2 separate regions of the Homo sapiens genome follow, and region 1 is linked to region 2. A link is an interaction called in ENCODE POLR2A ChIA-PET data of the cell type or tissue named here. Cell type or tissue: PC-9. All regions are shown on one strand.

Region 1 (5,000 bases), 1.5 Mb after region 2:
AACAAAAGTGAATAAAAACATAATGAATATAAAGTGAAAACAGGAGTCCATACTGTACTAAACATATAAATTAATGAATAAATAAAAGTAAAACATTTTTTATAGTAGAATGACAACTAGTACACATAAAAGGCATGATGAGTTGAAAATTGCCATTTTTATAACCACTATATTAATAATTACTTCAGGCAAGAATTTGGGTGAATCTTTACTGGGAAATATGATATCAACATGGTGTTAATCTCCCAATCAATTATGTATTAATTACATGGAAAGAAAATGAATCTTTTTAATGGAGAAATCTAGTTGACACCTCTCTGTCTGAATGATCAGAATGATGTCACAAGCTTTCTGAAGTGATGCATTGAGACGTGGACACAGCCTCAATTATGAAATACTCTGAGAAAATAAGTACCTTTAATTTAGTCTCAGAGAAGAAACCAGAAATAGCCAAATTAGAGCACTTTCTACAACATGAATATGCTATATTCTTAAAAAATGTCAATATCATAAAAAAACAAAAAAGGCTAAGAACCTATTTCAGATTAGAGAAGACTAAACAGATGTGAAAACTAAATGCAGCATGTGATAGCACATTACGAGAAAATGCAACATGTGATGCCACATTAGGAGAAAATGCAGCATGTGATACCACATTAGGAGAAAATGCTATTCCAGAGACATTATTGAGATAATTGCCAAATTTTTATGATAATATGTGATATAATATTAATATAAAAATGTTAAATTTCTTGGATTTGATATAGTAATTTTGAAAGAAAATGTCTTTGTATTCAAGATATACTTAAGTATTCAGCAACAAAGGGTCATGGTGTCTACAGCTTACTCTCAGTGATTCAGAAAAAAGCTGATCAGTACATAGGTAGGTAGACAGAAAAATACAACAAATGTGGCAAACATTTTACAGTAGAATGGCAACTCATAAATGTAGAAGGCAAAATAGAGTTGATTTTGCAACCACCATAGTAATAATTACTCCAGATAAGAATTTCGGTGAATATTGACTGGGGAACATGATATCAACATGATTCATTCTCAATGATTCACAAAAAAGTTAATATATAGAGAGATGGAGAGAAAAATACAACAAACATGATTAATGGTTAACAACTGATGAATCTAGATGAAAAGATCTATGAGTATTCAGTAGGAAATTCTAGCAACTTTTTTGTAGATTAACATTTTTTCAAAATTAAAAATTAAAAAAATATAAAAGACAGAAATTAAAAAATTAAGCCGAAGGAAAAAATCTAGTAGAAAAATGAACAAAAGTTATTGAATAATTGGCTGATAAGTACTTGAAAGTGGGGGTTCACATCATTAATCATGAAGGACAGAATTAACAGTATCCAGTAAATAAACTGTGGATTGTTATGAATACTATACAGCAATGAAAAGAAACAAGCAATTGCTGAACAACAATATGGATACAATGCACAAACCTAACAGCAATTAAAAAAAAAAAAAAAAACACCCAGACCAAAGAGTATATAGCATGTGATCCATTGATATAAAACTTCAGGGATGGACAAACTCATCTATGAATTTAGAAATTGGGGCCTACAGGGGCTTCTAGGGTGCTGCTAATATTTTGATTCTCTCTCTGAGTGCTGATTACACCAGTGGGTTCACATTGGGAAAATCAATCCCACTATATGCTTCTTATGTATGTTTGTTTCTTTATGTTACTATAATAAGTAAAACATTTTTTAAATAAAAAAGTAGGGTGTTTTTTGTTTTTTGTTTCTTGGTTTTTTTGAGACAAGGTCTTTATCTGTAATCCAGGCAGGAGGGCAGTGGCACAACAACAGCTCACTGCAACCTCTACCTCCTAGGCTCAAGCAATCCTCCCACCTTGGCCTCCCAAGTAGCTGGGACCACAGGCATGCGCCACCAGGCCTGGCTAATTTTTTTAAATTATTTTTTTAGAGACGGGGGCATCTCACTATATTGCCCAGGCTGATTGCAAACTCTTGGGCTCAAGTGATCCTCCCATCTTGGCCTCCCAAAGTGCTGGGCTTACAGGCACACACTGCACCCAGCCTAAGAATAATCTTATACTGGAAAAAAAACCTTTCATTTCAAACTCAAAAGAAGAGAAATAGCAGTCGTTTGCCAGCTTACTTCACTCTCGCTCATTTCCTGAAGTACAGACTGGATAGTCCCTGCTGTTTGCTCTGGAAATGGAAAAAGATGAGTCACGCTGATGAATGCAGCATAGTTTTGAGAGGAGCTTTGAGTAATTCCCACATGAAAAAGAACCCGAAATTAATCACTGGCTATTAACACAGGACAAGTGTTTGAATTAGTAGCCAACAAAATAAAACAAAACGTATTCAAACTTGTTTGGAACAGAGGATTTACACTTGAGACGTGTGTTCCAGACACAAGAAGTGTGTCTTCACACTGCATCAGCAGGAGTTCCACCAAGCACGGGCTCAAGGCTGTCAAGGCTATTTCAACTGCACAGACAGCACCAAGCTGCCACACAGACGGCACCAGGCTGCCACACACACGGATCTAGGAGTTTCAGTCTTGAGATTTGTAACTGCGATACTACGAATTGCTTTTTTAAAATTCTAGACAGGGCTCAATGGCTCACACCTGTAATCCTAGCACTTTGAGGGGCTGAGGCGGGAGGATCACTTGAGGTCAGGAGTTTGAGACTAGCCTGGCCCACAAAAGAAGACCCTGTTTCTACAAAAGATAAAAGAATTAGCCAGGCATCGTGGTGTGCACCTGTAGCTCCAGTAACCTGGGCGACTGAGGCAAGAGGATTGCTTGAACCCAGGAGTTCAAAGCTGCAGGGAGCTGTGATTGCACCACTGTATTCCAGCCTGGGTGACAGAGAAAGACCCTGTCTCAAATAAATAAATAAATAAATAAATAAATAAATAAATAAATATTCTATCAGTATCCCATAGTTTGATTTTTACCCTTAGCATTGGTAGCTAATGACAGCAGAAAGTATTAATAGATTACAAAAGCATGGTACTATTAACCTGAGAAGACAAAGTGAAATTTAAGAACACACCCTCTAAAAGCAAGACCTTCAGTCCAGTCTTACCATTGCATCCTGCAGTTGGAGGACCTGAAGTCTCGGAAATGTTGTCCAGGAAGTTCACCTCAAAGTCTTGCTGAACAGCAGTACTTGGGTGGTTTCCCATTATTTGGGGTCTCCCCCATGTCCAGAATTTTGATTGGTCAGCACACCCAGAGCTGCCCAGTCTCCTTCTAGCTAAATTCAGCAAATCCTGGAAATTGCTTGAGAATGCCAACCTACAAATTTACAATGAGAACCAAGGAATGAATTTCATAAAGTTGAATACATTTATGGTCATCCCATTAACAAGTCTATATAAGAAAACAATATATAAATGCAAGATTACTTTGTGAGCATAGAATAAAAATAGAAGCAATTAACTGGATGTTCTTAGTGGCTAAAATCAAGGCCCATAATGGCCAGGAAGATAGGGTTTAGGTAGTTATAATGTATGTCGGGCTCTTCTTTAAAGAGGGCAAAATTCAGGTTCAGGATGGGTTTGGACCTTGGTCCTGCCTGTTTCTGTTTGCATCACCCAGAGTAAATCACCAGATCTACATGAACCTGTGTCCTGATCTATACAGTGTTGATGTTTGTGCCTATTGCCAGGATGAGTGGAAGGACTGAGAGTTGAGACCTGTTAGGCTGCACACACATACTACATGACCAATCTCAGTCTGCTCTAGCCCTTGTCACTTCTCGGGTGCCAAGGCTCACATCCTTTGCAGTATGCAGTGTATACCTGTTCCAAAGGGCGGTATGATCAGAATCAGTGTTGTTCCAATGAATGAGATTCCCTCCAGGGTGCCAGGCATCCCCCAGGGCACATACAGGCCTTGAAGTATTGGTCTTCCTTCAGTGCCCACCTTGCTATTTCAGGTGATGTCACAGGCTTCCTGCATGTGGATGTCACAGACTCCTGGTTTACTCCCTGGTTTCTTTGTTGAGATGAATTCACTGATTCCTATTCCACGTGGATAGATCTTGATGGCCTTTCCATAGCTTACCAGTTTCCTCTTCCTTGGGTCCTACTGGGCTTTCTTTCTTTTACCCCAAGCCAGTATCTTGGTTTCTGCCAGTGTTGGAAATTTCTAGAAACTGATACAATTCGTGCAATAGGACTTGAAGTGCCTTGGAGGACAACATTGGCCCCACTCCAGCCCAGTTTGCTGTGTATGAGATATCTACAGCCTTCATTCAGAATACCAACCCACCACGACATGCAGCTGTAGGTGTTTAGGTAGCTCCTGGGTCTGTGGGTTGGCTGGGGTCAGCTAGCCTGGACTCAGCTTCAGTGGGGTGGCTCTGCACTGTGGGTCTGTCCTCCTCCTAACACTGGTAGGCCAGCTGGTCATACATATCCTTGGGAAGTGGCAGAAGTACACAGGTACAAGCAGAAACACATATGCACACTCGTGCCTGCTGCATCAAGTGGGCTAACAACCCCCTTGGCCAAAGCAAATCACAGGGTTCAGCCCATCATAAAGATGTGGGGAAGTTTCCCTGCCCATTGTGGGTGAGCACTGAGAAGCTACATGGTAAAGGGAGCAGATACTGGGAAGAACACCACATTCCCATTTGTTCTTACCTGTTTCCCAGCTGGTCAGAGGCTCTCATACCTTCGGTGCCTGGCACCAGTTCCCCTGAAGGTCCCTGCCAACCCTCATCCTGCCCTTATTCTGTGCTGCAATTGGCCACTTCTACTCATGCTCATGTCTCCCCTTGCTCCCCTTGCTCCTCATGCTCAGCTCCCCTCTCAGAGCTGCTGACTTCCATGGCCCCCAAATAAGTAGGGTCCCCCATTTCCTTCTTTCACACTGCTCTGAAGTTTTCCTTCCTAACACTTACTTCTGGGGCGAAAGGAAGTAAATTCTAGAATCAGAGGACCTCCACAGGCCTCTAAGGACCTGGGGATTCTCAGGTCTACATTTCTCGC
Region 2 (5,000 bases):
AGCAGGGACCTTCCACCCAGCACCTTGCAGCTGACAGGCAGAACTCTTACTACGTCTCAGGTGAGCCGGCAGAATATACCAGGATCCCAAGGTGGGGGCGGGAGGGAGGCAGGCAGGCAGGAGGACAGTCCAAAGAAACTCCAGACAAATATCTTCCTTTAAGCCTGGGAGAAAACTACCCCCTGAGAGAAGACCAGGTACAAAAATCAAATCCTAGATCCTGAAAGGACTCTAGACCTTGAAAACTAGGATGGGACTTGAAGTCCATCAATTCTACCAGCAACAACACACACAGCCCCCGTCCTAACAATCCCTCGCCAGCCCGAGTCTGGGTGCCTCCAGTGATAGGAGAAGCCAGCTTCTTCCAAAGCAGAATGGCTATGCTTGTGAGAAATTACTTCCTAATTCTGAGCCCCAATCTTTTTCCTTTAAGTTTCCTTAACCAGCGCTAGACACTGTGTCCTTTCTATGTGTTTCTCTAATACTAGGAACAAAGCCTCCATGCTCCAGTCTCCTCTTCCAAATTACACATCCAGAGTGTCTTCAATGAACTTGGCTTCCAGAGTGTTCATGAACCAGATCAGGAGAGAATAGACATCTATGAACAAATCCAAAAGAGAACAGACTCTCAGAAGGTTGGGATTCTAGTTTGGCAGCTGAAATAGCCGGAAGAGTGAGATATCCAAATATCTTGGAGCTGTCAACGAGCTGCATTGGCACCAGAGGAGCAAAAGCCAGCGCCGCGCAGGCTCACCGGCACCATAAGCGACTGCGCCCGCTCCTGAGGCGGCAGCACTTACTGTACAGGAAAGCAAGTCACAAATACGCATCCTCAAGGCCAAAACTCTGCTTTGCATATTTTCACAGAATAACTGGTTTTGCTTTTTTTTTTTTTTTTTTTTTTTTTTTTTTTTTTTTTTTTTTTTTTTTTTTGGTAAAGAGCTAATGGGGGCAGAAAGGCAGAAACTGGATAAATATTCTTCTCTCGCCTCCACCAACAGAAGTGATATCTGAGTGATTCTGATCCTGTGTAGGAGTCAGAGAGGGCAGGAGCCGCATCAGAAAGGCTGGCGGCATTGTTCACCGAGTCAATCTCAAGTGCCTGACGGTCAGCAGACCGGCTCAAAGAAACCCTCGCAATGACAGGCACAGAGAGCAAAGGGCACACAAGATTCCCTCTGACAATCGTCTCAAGCAAATGAACATCCACTCAAATGATGCACCCAAAGGCCGTACAGAGAATAAAGGAGCATTCCTGTGTGTTGACCACAACACCCGGCACACAACGTCACGTGAAATCTTGGACCTAACGATCACACCAGAAACAGATTCAAAACATTTTCACCATTCCAAACAAAGGACAGTATAGGAAAGAAACCGTCATTTTCCCTTCCACTCCCACAGACCAAAATGCACCTCATAAAAATTATCTTCATTTCTTAGATAAGGAGTCGCCGAAACAATCCCTTCACAAGCCTCTCACTGGTACACCCTGGTACTGAATGAGAGAGGAGAGGACTCTCATCTTCTGACCCAGGGAAGCGTGCTGTCTGGTAAGCTTTGAGTCTTTAGAGCTGTTAGTGATGTCACCATTAAAAATCAACTAGGAAAATGAACACAATAAAAGATGGTAAGAAAACAAAGGGCCAATAGCCATCTCTGAATTAAAACTAGCTAAATGTAATTAAAGGAGCAGCTACGTTCATGTCTTCACAGGAGAAGAGAGAACTAGCAAACGTGAATGCAAGTATCAACGATGGGAAACACAGTTCTAGGGCTATCACCAACAAGGAACAATCAACACCACAGCGGATTCTAATTTGGGCTGAATAAAACCTAAACCAAAACAATCAAGGGCAGATGGTACTTCTTTCAAAATAATGAAAAGACAATAATCTCCTCCCTTTTTGCTAATCCGTTGACCTTAATACCAATTCTGTTCTTAATCACCTGGCGACATGAGTGCAGCTGTATGCACTTTATCTCATCATGAGACTACCCTCAATAACTATAACTTTTTTTCATTATTTCACTCATTGTGACATCATTTTAAGTTAATATAATTGTTTCAAATCATTACAGGAAAACAAATTGACAATAGCCTAAAGGAGAATTCCTATCAGAAACAAAAACCATATACCGAAAATATTTTTCAAAAACAAAAACACCAAAGCTCATTGTAGAAAGAGTAACATCCTGTTTTATGTTTAGTGTTGGCATTAGTCATAAGGATCTGGGGAACAGGAATAAATTCTTAACAATTAACTATAGAAATCCCAAACACCTTGCTGGTGGAGTCACTCTTCTCTACCTGGTAAACTCCTACAGATCCTACAAGATCCAGCTCATTTGCCCCTCTGTGAGGCCTTCATTAACTCCTTCCCATTAACTCAAGAACATTCAATTCACTCCCTCTTCTAGTTCTCTCATTAGTTCCACCCATAAACATTTACTAAAATCTATGTGTCAAGCACAGTGTCTACAACTCTGCAGTACACAGAGGAATGATACGTGCTTCATGCCCAGGAAGGACTCACTAGTTAGAAGTGGCAGGCATGTATGCAAGGTTATTGTTACACAGTGGACTAGTGCTCTAATGGAGATATGCTATGCAGAGAAATAGTCATATCATCCCTCAAGTACCCCATGAGGCTGTGATTCATTCAATCTTTTCCATCTCCTCCAGTATGCTACTGACCTCTGAAGACAGGAACTGTGCTCTAGTTAGCTCCAGCTTCCACTGCCTAGTGAATGCAGAACACACCATAAACATGCAATATATGTTTGTTAATGCATTAAAAAGACAAAAACTACTAGTGCTTTATAATTGGGTCTTACAGCTCCAAACAAAAGGTATTTGTTAACTGTATAACCCAATAATTTGCTACAATGTGCCTGTCAACACTGGAGGACCTCTGGAGCAGATGTACTTTTGAACATTCCCCCTGGTGGCAGGATATTCCAGCCCAAGTCTCTTTGATGACTTATCAAAGAGAAAGATGTTAACAGGTGACCTATGCTGAAACTTGGGCTCCAACCTAAGGAAATAAACAGCAGGACACAGCCCACAGCGGTGACTTAGAAGGTTCCCTGGCTGACGTTCAGCACAGCTCTTCCTTGTACCCCAAGTACAACTGCTCTGTCTCCAGGAGAATCATTTTAGCCCTAAACAAAAATAATGAGGAGTTTCCTAAATTGCTATCTGGAGTAATTTACAAAAAGCAAGCAAACTCTAGGAATGTTCAATTGTAACAACAAAACACTGTAGATAATCAATTCTAATAACAAAAGACTAATCAGTTCAAAATGTTTCAAATGAGAAACACTGAATTACATAGTTTCCTTACTAGTGTCCTTTTCAGGCCAGGCGCGGTCGCTCAGGCTTGTAATCCCAGCACCTTGGGAGGCTGAGGCGGGTGTATCACGAGGTCAGGAGATTGAGACCACAGTGAAACCCCGTCTCTACTAAAAATACAAATAAATTAGCCGGGCGTGGTGGCGGGCACCTGTAGTCCCAGCTATTCGGAGAGGCTGAGGCAGGAGCATGGCATGAACCCGGGAGGCAGAGGTTGCAGTGAGCTGAGATCGCGCCACTGCACTCCAGCCTGGGCGACAGAGCGAGACTCTGTCTCAAAAAAAAAAAAAAAAACCAACCAACCAACCAACCAACCAACAAAAAGTGTCCTTTTCAGTAACAAATCAAATTTAAAAATCAAACTTTATCAAATTGTTTCAGTAATTTTATTTCATTTAATTGCTGTGTCCTCACGTTCTCCACTGAAGGCTGTTTGTTTTAAATGGTTTAAAAAATAAAAATATAAATGGTTTAAAAAATAAAAATAATAAAATAATAAAATAAAAAAACCACAGGTGTGGTGGCTCATGCCTGTAATCCCAGACCGAGGGGGGTGGATCAAGAGGTCAAGAGATGGAGACCATCCTGGCCAACATGGTGAAACCCTCTCTCTACTAAAAACACAAAAATTAGCTGGGTGCGGTGGCATGCGCCTCTAGTCCCAGCTACTGGGGAGGCTGAGGGAGGAGAATTGCTTGAACCTGGGAGGGGGAGGTTGCAGTGAGCTGAGATCGCTCACTGCACTCCAGCCTGGCAACAGAGTGAGACTCCATCAAAAAAAAAAAAAAAAAGTCTATCACCCTACAGTAATTGACTGATACAAATCAAGGGAATCAGAAATTAAAGAACAAAGCCACTCATAAAATGTGCTGTCAAAAATCAGTTGTAAATTACTAATTTTAAAAGCTAACCTCAGTAAGAGGTATCAATGAATCACTTTATTACTGTAATCAATCCTCCCAGACAGCAAGAGAACACTCTAAAGACACCGAATGTTCTGGATGGGCATAGCCAGTGTGGGCTTCACTCACAGCACAGCTGGTTCCAGGGCCGGCCCAGACGGCATCCACTGGGATGCAGAGAGCATGCGCTGCAAGGGGACCCCCTACAATGTCATTTATCATTTATTATTTGATCTTTCCTTGTATTAAATTATACTTGAGTCAACGGACTCTGCCCTAACACATGTGTATCAGTTAACACGAAACTGCCCTTGATCTGACACAGGGTCTTTCTGGAATGTCTGCTGGCTTGCTGCTATCAGTTGCAAGCCTTACACAGAGGGAGCAGCCCTGAACTCACCGAGGCAACTGTTCTGCATTAGAGGGAAGAACTAGGAAGAGCCTAAATAGACAAGTTCCAACAAGGACCAGACAGTACAAGAGAATCATCCTACAAAAGGTAGGTGCTCCAATCCTTTCATCCTTAATGCCTTCAGTTCAGAATACAGGCAAACCAAAGGTACACGTATGTAGGAGCCTGTGTGTGCTTTAAAATAAGACTCCAGCCATCTTGCTTCCCTGTGCTAATGGAAATACCTTGCCTAAGCAATTAACTCTAAGCCAAATAGACTAATGCAATAATTACTTAGTCTTTAGATTTCTGTAGCCAATTCAAAAATTTACTAGCTCTTTTAAAGAATATG

What was found. Peaks named below come from ENCODE experiments on the same cell type or tissue, not always from the same donor. Only the 100,000 strongest peaks of a DNase experiment are listed, where the experiment ranks them.
Region 1: POLR2A ChIA-PET joins it to region 2 with 14 read pairs; 1 of 35 experiments calls an interaction of 5 or more read pairs at or near these places.

The regions. Positions count from the first base shown.
Region 1 is chr2:234,200,710-234,205,709 of GRCh38, reverse strand. LOC105373932 (a long non-coding RNA gene) reads right to left here. Exons shown (of 3, transcript XR_001739236.1): 1 at 4,653-5,000; 2 at 3,931-4,162; 3 at 3,095-3,300. Among named protein-coding and RNA genes, the nearest start is that of SPP2, 150 kb to the right of the region's middle. In PC-9, no CTCF peak of the experiment used is centred here; DNase peaks (open chromatin) are centred at 1,029 and 2,219; H3K4me3 peaks cover 543 bases; H3K27ac peaks cover 3,633 bases.
Region 2 is chr2:235,673,840-235,678,839 of GRCh38, reverse strand. All of the region lies in intron 1 of AGAP1 (ArfGAP with GTPase domain, ankyrin repeat and PH domain 1), which reads right to left. Among named protein-coding and RNA genes, the nearest start is that of TNRC17, 160 kb to the right of the region's middle. In PC-9, a CTCF peak has its summit at 2,852; DNase peaks (open chromatin) are centred at 2,229, 2,639 and 2,979; H3K4me3 peaks cover 498 bases; H3K27ac peaks cover 2,469 bases.